Linked DNA regions of Homo sapiens: region 2 is linked to region 1. Evidence: chromatin contacts called from ENCODE Hi-C or POLR2A ChIA-PET data. All regions are on one chromosome and are shown on one strand. Each heading gives the region's core, a stretch centred on a gene start or an enhancer-like site at or near the end of the contact. The rest is flanking DNA. Distances are from core to core; before and after follow the strand shown. Region 1 overlaps GALNT10 (polypeptide N-acetylgalactosaminyltransferase 10). Region 2 overlaps GALNT10 (polypeptide N-acetylgalactosaminyltransferase 10).

Evidence for each region. Hi-C counts contacts between places; a loop is a spot of excess contacts on that map. ChIA-PET counts read pairs that join two places held with the same protein, here RNA polymerase II (POLR2A). Pooled maps may share reads with other maps.
Region 2: a loop to region 1 is called in a map of endothelial cell of umbilical vein, with 5 times the contacts of the local background. The contact joins two enhancer-like sites. A Hi-C loop is called at or near these places in 6 of 168 maps with a recorded cell type or tissue (PC-3, PC-9, aorta and 3 more), 2 of 37 single-sample maps with no recorded cell type and 8 of 50 pooled maps. POLR2A ChIA-PET finds 5 or more read pairs at or near these places in 1 of 52 experiments (activated T-cell).

Annotation. Positions count from the first base shown.
Region 1 is chr5:154,307,015-154,310,310 of GRCh38, forward strand. The region is part of intron 3 of GALNT10 (polypeptide N-acetylgalactosaminyltransferase 10); the gene reads left to right. Among named protein-coding and RNA genes, the nearest start is that of MIR1294, 38 kb to the right of the region's middle. Within about 2 kb of position 1,762, at least 3 of the 41 ENCODE cell types and tissues checked have a DNase peak (open chromatin) inside an H3K27ac peak, as active enhancers do; they include PC-3, PC-9 and endothelial cell of umbilical vein, where a contact is called at or near this core.
Region 2 is chr5:154,365,928-154,369,700 of GRCh38, forward strand. The region is part of intron 4 of GALNT10 (polypeptide N-acetylgalactosaminyltransferase 10); the gene reads left to right. Among named protein-coding and RNA genes, the nearest start is that of MIR1294, 21 kb to the left of the region's middle. Within about 2 kb of position 2,209, at least 15 of the 41 ENCODE cell types and tissues checked have a DNase peak (open chromatin) inside an H3K27ac peak, as active enhancers do; they include PC-3, PC-9 and endothelial cell of umbilical vein, where a contact is called at or near this core.

The sequences.
Region 1 (3,296 bases), core at 512-3,011:
GAAAAAGAAGACAAAAATTACCAATATCAGGAATGAGAGAGATGACATAACTATAGATTCTATAACTATTAAGAGAATAATAAAGGAATATTCTGAACAACTTTGTGCCAAAACATCTAACAGCTTCGCTGAAATGACAGATTCTTTGAAAGACACAAACTGCCAAAACTCACTTAAGGAGAAACGATCAACCTGAATAGTCCTATATCTATTGAAGAGATTGACAGTGTAGTTAAGTACCTTCCCATAAAGAAAACTTTAGGCCCAGATGGGTTCACTGATGAATTATTTCAACAATTTAAGAAATAATTCTGGCCGGGTGTGGTGGTTCACGCCTGTAATCCCAGCTTTGTAATCCCACTTTGGGAGGCCGAGGTGGGCAGATCACGAGGTCAGGAGATTGAGACCATCCTGGCTAACATGGTGAAACCCCGTCTCTACTAAAAACACAAAAAATTAGCCAGGCGTGGTGGCAGGCGCCTGTAGTCCCAGCTACTCGGGAGGCTGAGGCAGGAGAATGGCGTGAACCCAGGAGGTGGAGCTTGCAGTGAGTCGAGATCGCACCACTGCACTCCAGCCTGGGCGACAGAGTGAGACTCCATCTCAAGAAAAAAAAAAAAAAGAAATAATTCTATACAAATTTTTCCCCAAAATTAAAGAGGACGGGGTACTTTCCAACTCACTGTAAAACCAGCATTATCCTGATACCAAAATCAGACAAAGATATTACAAAAAAAGAATTTTACAGACCAATATCCCTCATGAATGGGTTGGGCAGGTGGTATCATCGTCATTATTCACTTTTCTTCAGGTCAGCAACTAGAAGATCAAAGGATAAAGAGGTGTGCCAAAGTCACACAGGTACACCCTGAGCAGGGTTGTATGTTTAGTGAAAAATAATAACAATAAAGTATGAAAAGAAAAACCTAGAATTCTATACCCAGTGAAAATATCTTCCAAAAAAAAAAAGATACCAGATAGAAATAGAGATCTTTATTCACAAAGAATAAAGATCTCTATTTCTATCTGGTATCTTTTTTTTTTATTATTTCTGTCTGGTATCTTTATTCACAAAGAATAAAGATCACTGCAAATAGTAGCCACGTGGGTAAATATATGCTATTTTTCTTATTGTTTAAATCTTTTAAAAGATAATTGTGGGGTAGAATGTAGTTGGAAAGGGATTTGTTACCATGGTTTGCCAACCATTGCGGCATTCAAAACACCCAGATAAAATGGTGGGGAATCAGAAGGAGGGAGTGGACTGTGAGGGAATAGCATCCTGGGCCTAGCAGAGCTGGTGGCTGAGGTCCTATTCAGGGACCACCCACTTGCCCCCATAATAATGTGGCCTTGGTGATGCTGAGTTTGGCTCGAGGAGTAGAAAACTTGATGTTCATAAATATTCCCATAGCAGAAAGGAAGTCTTCTCGAATGGTGATGTAAGCCTGGGGCAAGAAAGGGCAGGGATGTAACAAGAATTGAGCTTTCCTGCCCCACGTGGCATCACCAGCTGTGCATCCCTGTCGGAGACCCTGAGAACTAGGAGAAGCTGTTGGCAGAGCTGCTGCCTGTGCTCTCGGGCTCCTGCTTTGCATGCCCACCCAACTGACGTATCCAGAGCTAACTAGATCAGGAACTTTATCTACGGTAACTGTGTGTTTGTTATGGGCTCCTTTCTACCCTTCCACCTCCAGTCTGCAGCTCATCTGAAATGCAGCCAGCCCTTACTCAGGCTTATTATGCTAAAATGATCAAGAGATAGTCCCTGTCTTGAAGAGATTTCAAGCATATTAGTCACTTAAAACTGTCTCTGAAAGCCATTTATTCATTCAGCAAATATCTATTGAGTGTCTATTTTGTGTGCTTACTGTATGGCCTAGGTCCTAGGGAATCAGCAATGAGCAAATAGTCAAAATCTCCTTCCCTCCTAGAGCTTACATTCCACTGGGGGTAGGGGTGGGAGAGTCATAATATAAACAAACAAATAAATGGATTGATTTTTTAGATAGCAATAAGTGATGTGGGGAAAAAAGATTAACAGGATAAAGGGTAGAAAAAATAATAAGAATGGGGTAGATTTTATTTCAGGGGTCAGGGAAGTGCTGTCAGATAAGATGGCATATGAACAGAGCTATGAAGTGGTGAGAGGCCTAGCAGGAAAGTTGACCAGGGGAAGAGCACTGCAGGCAGAGGAAACAGCAAATGCAAAGGCCCTGAGACCACTGTGCCTGGCTTGTGGAGGCCAGTGTGGCTGGAGCCTGATGATGTGAATGATGAGAAGTTAGGCTGGAGAGGTGTCTGGGTGGTGGTCGGGTTGTAGTGGGGCTGGAGCTTTTCCCAAAATGACTAAGACGGGATGCCACTGGAAGGTTTTGAACAGAGAGTGACATGATCTGATTTTCATGTTAAAAGGATCACTTTGGTTGCTATTTTAAGAATAGACTGTAGGCAGCCAAGGGTGGAAGCAGGGAGACTAGTTAGGAGTATGTTAACAGCAAGGCAGGGGAGCGTGAGAGTGAGTCAGTCCACAGTAGGAGTAGTGGAGTAGCCATGGCTGAATTCTGGACATACTTGGAAGGTGGAGATGGAGGTGCCAGGATTTACTTACAAGAATGTGGATATGAGAATAAGAGAGAAGCCAAGGATAATGCCAAGGTTTTTGGCCAGAGCAGCTGGGGAGATGGAGTTGCCATCTGCAGGAATGGAGATGACTTTGGGAAGAGCAATTTTGGGGAAAATCACGATTTTGATTGCAGACAAGTTTGCGACACTGTTTCACATCCAAATGTCAATGTCAAGTAGGCAGTTGAATAAATGATCTCATTTGTGTTGTGAAAAATGGAAATAGTGACAAGATTTTTTTCTGAGTTGCTGTGTTTTTATTGTGGTTTTAATTAACTCACCTTCCTAGAATATCAGGAAATGCCTGAGGCATAACAGATAGTAAGCCTAAAAATGACCCAAGACCGGACGTAGTCTGTGGCGTGCAGTGTAATGGAGTTTGTGGTCAGCGTTCAGGTTATGGCGAGAGCGGTACCCATAACCTTCCACCCTTTTTGTTGGGAATGAATGACGGGAGTCTGCACCCGCCCCCACCCCATGGTGCAGAGTGGCTTGTCAGACCCTCCATAGAATAGAGACAGGCTTCAAAGACTATTTAGTACTTATTAGCAGTTTTTACCCTTTTTATCATGATTCATGTGGTAGAGCAAGCTCGCCTGACACCTTTATAATGGAGTACTTCAGTATAAGATTAGTGCCCCAGAGATACTCAGAGTTCAAGAGCAATGCAG
Region 2 (3,773 bases), core at 959-3,458, 59 kb after region 1:
AGTGAAAGGAATTGTCTCCATCTCTTTGCTGTCTCCTCCCATGCTTGCCACTGCACTGACTTGTCCAGGAAGGCATGTATATCAAGAGCAGATAGTACTCGTTTTGGTTGGAACTCCACCAGCAGTTGTTTGCTGTTTTAGACAATCATGTCATCAACAGCAGTGCTGCTTAGGGCACTTGAGTTGCCAGCCCTGTCTGTTAGGTAAAATAATATGCAGTCCAATATATGGCACTTACAAGTGTGAGCATTTGGCTTCTTCTCTGTCTTCTTGTAGTCAGCCTAAGCATTTATGTTGAAACACATATTATTTTATTATTTCTCCTTTACATCACAATTGGAACATTATTAGAATTTTTGGAAATGGGTGTTAGGCAGGTTATACTACATATTAATTTTATTTTAAGGTATTAAAGGGTGCCATATAAAACAGCTGTTTCATAAAGGGGCATTGAGTTGGAGAAGGTTGAAAACCCCTGAATTTTCCTTTAAACTGGAGCTACGAGGTAAAAATAAAAATTTTAAAAAAGAAAAAGAAAACCCCTGAATTAGAGGGTGAGTGAGTCAGCCGGATGTTGGAGCTATGTTGGTCTTTGACTAAGGGGGTTAGGTCCAATTCCCTCAGATCTGCTGTGTCCTTGATGTTTTCCAGCTGCTGAGACAATAGGCCCATAGATACCAAAAGCTCCAATACACACCTTTTCCTGGCAACTCTTATGGTGGTAGGAAAGACAACTAAAAAAGGCCCTCTGGAGTCTTTGGGAGAAGGAAATTGGCTATTTGGGAATAACCTCTTCCTCCACCTATTGGTACTTCAGAGATCTCAAGTCAACAGAAAATGATTCTGGTAATGATCTATTGAGGTAAGCAATGCAATGATAGTCCTGTGTATAAAACCCTGGGCACATTGTTGTCCATTCTCAGAAGGCTAGTAACAATAGCAATAGTAACCATGGTATGTCATGCAGAGTACTAGCCTTGGGTCAGGGGCCGTGGCAGAGGACCACCTGTCTCAGGATCAAGTGGGCCACCTTTTAACATTATAGGTTCCAGGCTGTGCCCTAGGCCAGGGTTTTTCAGATGGTAGGAGTAGACTCATTGGAAGGTCATAAAATCAGTTTACAGGGTCATCATGTCCAGGATTTTAACAAAAATAGAATACAAGAGGATAGAATAGAAAAAAATAAATGTATCCCAGTGAATCACACCTTGTATTTCAGTTATATGTGTGTGTATACTTTTGTATATATTTGTTTCAGGTCATGATGTAAAATGTATTTCTTTCTATGAGTCACAGTCAAAGGTTTGAAAGCCACTGTTCCCAGACATGTAGAATCAGAATCTGTGAGACTACCTCAGCATCTGTGTGGAAACCAGTTTCCCTGGGGGTTCTTGGGGCTGAGGTTTGAGAACCTTTGCTGTGAGCCCTATTGGGATATGTGTTCATTTGTCAGACCTTTTCTCACTTGAAGGTGAGAGGACGGAAACAGAGCAGCCAGGCTAGGTGGGGACCAGTGTGAATCTGAGGGCTGTGCTCAGAGACAGGAGGAGGGATGGGAGGGCACCCAAGCCAGCACCCACCCGCTCGCAGGTTTGCTGGGGTAGGGGGCAGAATAGTCTTGGATTCCTTAAAGAACTTCAGTTTTGGCCAGGCACAGTGGCTCACACCTGTAATCCCAGCACTTTGGGAGGCCGAGGTGGGCGGATCATGAGGTCGTGAGATCAAGACCATCCTGGCTAACATGTTGAAACCTCGTCTCTACTGAAAATACAAAAACAAAATTAGCTGGGAGTGGTGGCGGGCACCTGTAGTCCCCGCTACTCAGGAGGCTGAGGCAGGAGAATGGCATGAACCCAGGAGGCGGAGGTTGCAGTGAGCCGAGATCGCGCCCCTGCACTCCAGCCTGGGTGACAGAGCAAGACTCCGTCTCAAAAAAAAAAAAAAAGAGAGAGACTCAGTCTCAAAAAAAACAAAAAGAAGAACTTCATTTTTCTATTATTCTAGCAGGAAACATGGGATTCTGGTTTTGATCATTTAGAGTTCCTAATATGATCAAGATGGCCTAGGTTGATTTTTCTAAACTCACCTTCGGCATTATGTCACACCAGTGATCTGATCCTCAAACCTTTAGCATGCCTAGGAATCACAGGGAAGGCTTGTTAAAATCCGGCTCAGTGGGCCCCACCCATCTGCTTCAGTAGGTTTAAGGTGAGGCCTAAGAATGGACATTTCTACTAAATTCCCAAATAATGCTGATGCATCTGGTCTGGACTCACACTTTGAAAACCACTGTGTGAGATCACCAGAAAGGAATGTACCCAGCATAGATCCTGGCACAGCAGGAGCTCAGGAAATGCTTTCTTGATTAAACTGGACTGAATTCTCCTCAGCAGAGATGCTCTCGCTGAGGTTCAGTCGGCTCTCTGCTTTCAATGGTGCAAGAAATGGCTGGTTGATATTGAATTGTATGCTTTAAATGGGTGAATTGCATAATATGTGAATTATATCTCAGTAAAGCTGTTATCAAAAAGAAGAGGAGGAGGAAAGGAAGGGAAAAAAAAGAAATGGCCGGCTTTCCAAGCTGCTCATCAAAAGTGTCCATTATGCCTGAAATTGTCTTACAAGCGGACTCATGTCAAAGGAAAACAAAGGTCCTCTAGCTGAACTCTGAGCTTCCTTTCAGCTCTGCCACTCTCTAAAATTCCTCCTGGGGCTCTGAGCCAGAAAAAGTATGTCTTTCCTGAAGGGCTGATCTGTTTCCCTTTTCCAAACAGTAAATGATGCTTAAATGCCTGTGCATTTCACCTGCCAAAACCCGTCCTGATATAAACATAGCTTTCCTTCTCAACTTGTCTTTTTAATTTTCCTGCTGTTTATATTTACCTGTCTATAAGTTTTTCAAGCAAGGGAAAGCCTTAGACATCCTAGAGGACTAGGGTTGGAAACTGGTATTTGCCAGGCAGAATAGAGAGACTGAGGGCATTGAGAGGTGGTGTAGTTGCATGGTTAATAATAACAGCTTTGGAATCAGAAATACCTGCTATGATTCCTGGCTGTCACCTACCAGCTGTCTGAAAACAGATTCACACAAAACTTCTATGAGACTCATTTTCTCTTTGTCTAAGAAAGTTGTCACAAGAGAGTGGTCACTAAGAGAGTTGTCACAAGAATGAAATGAGGCCAGGTACAGTGGCTCATGCCTGTAATCCCAGCACTTTGGGAGGCCGAAGTGGGTGGATCACTTCAGATCAGAAGTTCGAGACCAGCCTGGCCGACGTGGCGAAACCCCATCTCTACAAAAAATACAAAAATTAGCCAGGCATGGTGATGCAGGTCTGTAATCCCAGCTACTCAGGAGGCTGAGGCAGGAGAATCACTTGAACCCAGGAAGCGGAGGCTGCAGTGAGCTGAGATGGCACCACTACACTCCAGCCTGGGTGACAAAGTGAGACCTCGTCTCAAAAACAAACAAAAAAAACCCCAAAAAGAATGAAATGAAGCAATGTGTATGATAGACAGCAACAGGGCCTAGGCACGTGGTAAGCACCTGACAAATCTTGACGATGATAAAGGTGAGGGCCCACCTCATCTTAACATTTCCTTTGGTTGGAAACACCGGAGTATCAAAACAGGATAAAAGATGATGCTGTTTACTAACGTGTACCCTCCTCTCTCTCCAAATGGATTGCCAGTACCTTGTGACACACCAAGATTTACAAGTGAATAAGTCTATCCCAGGAAACAGATGAACTATGGTGCTTTAAGAGCAGAAG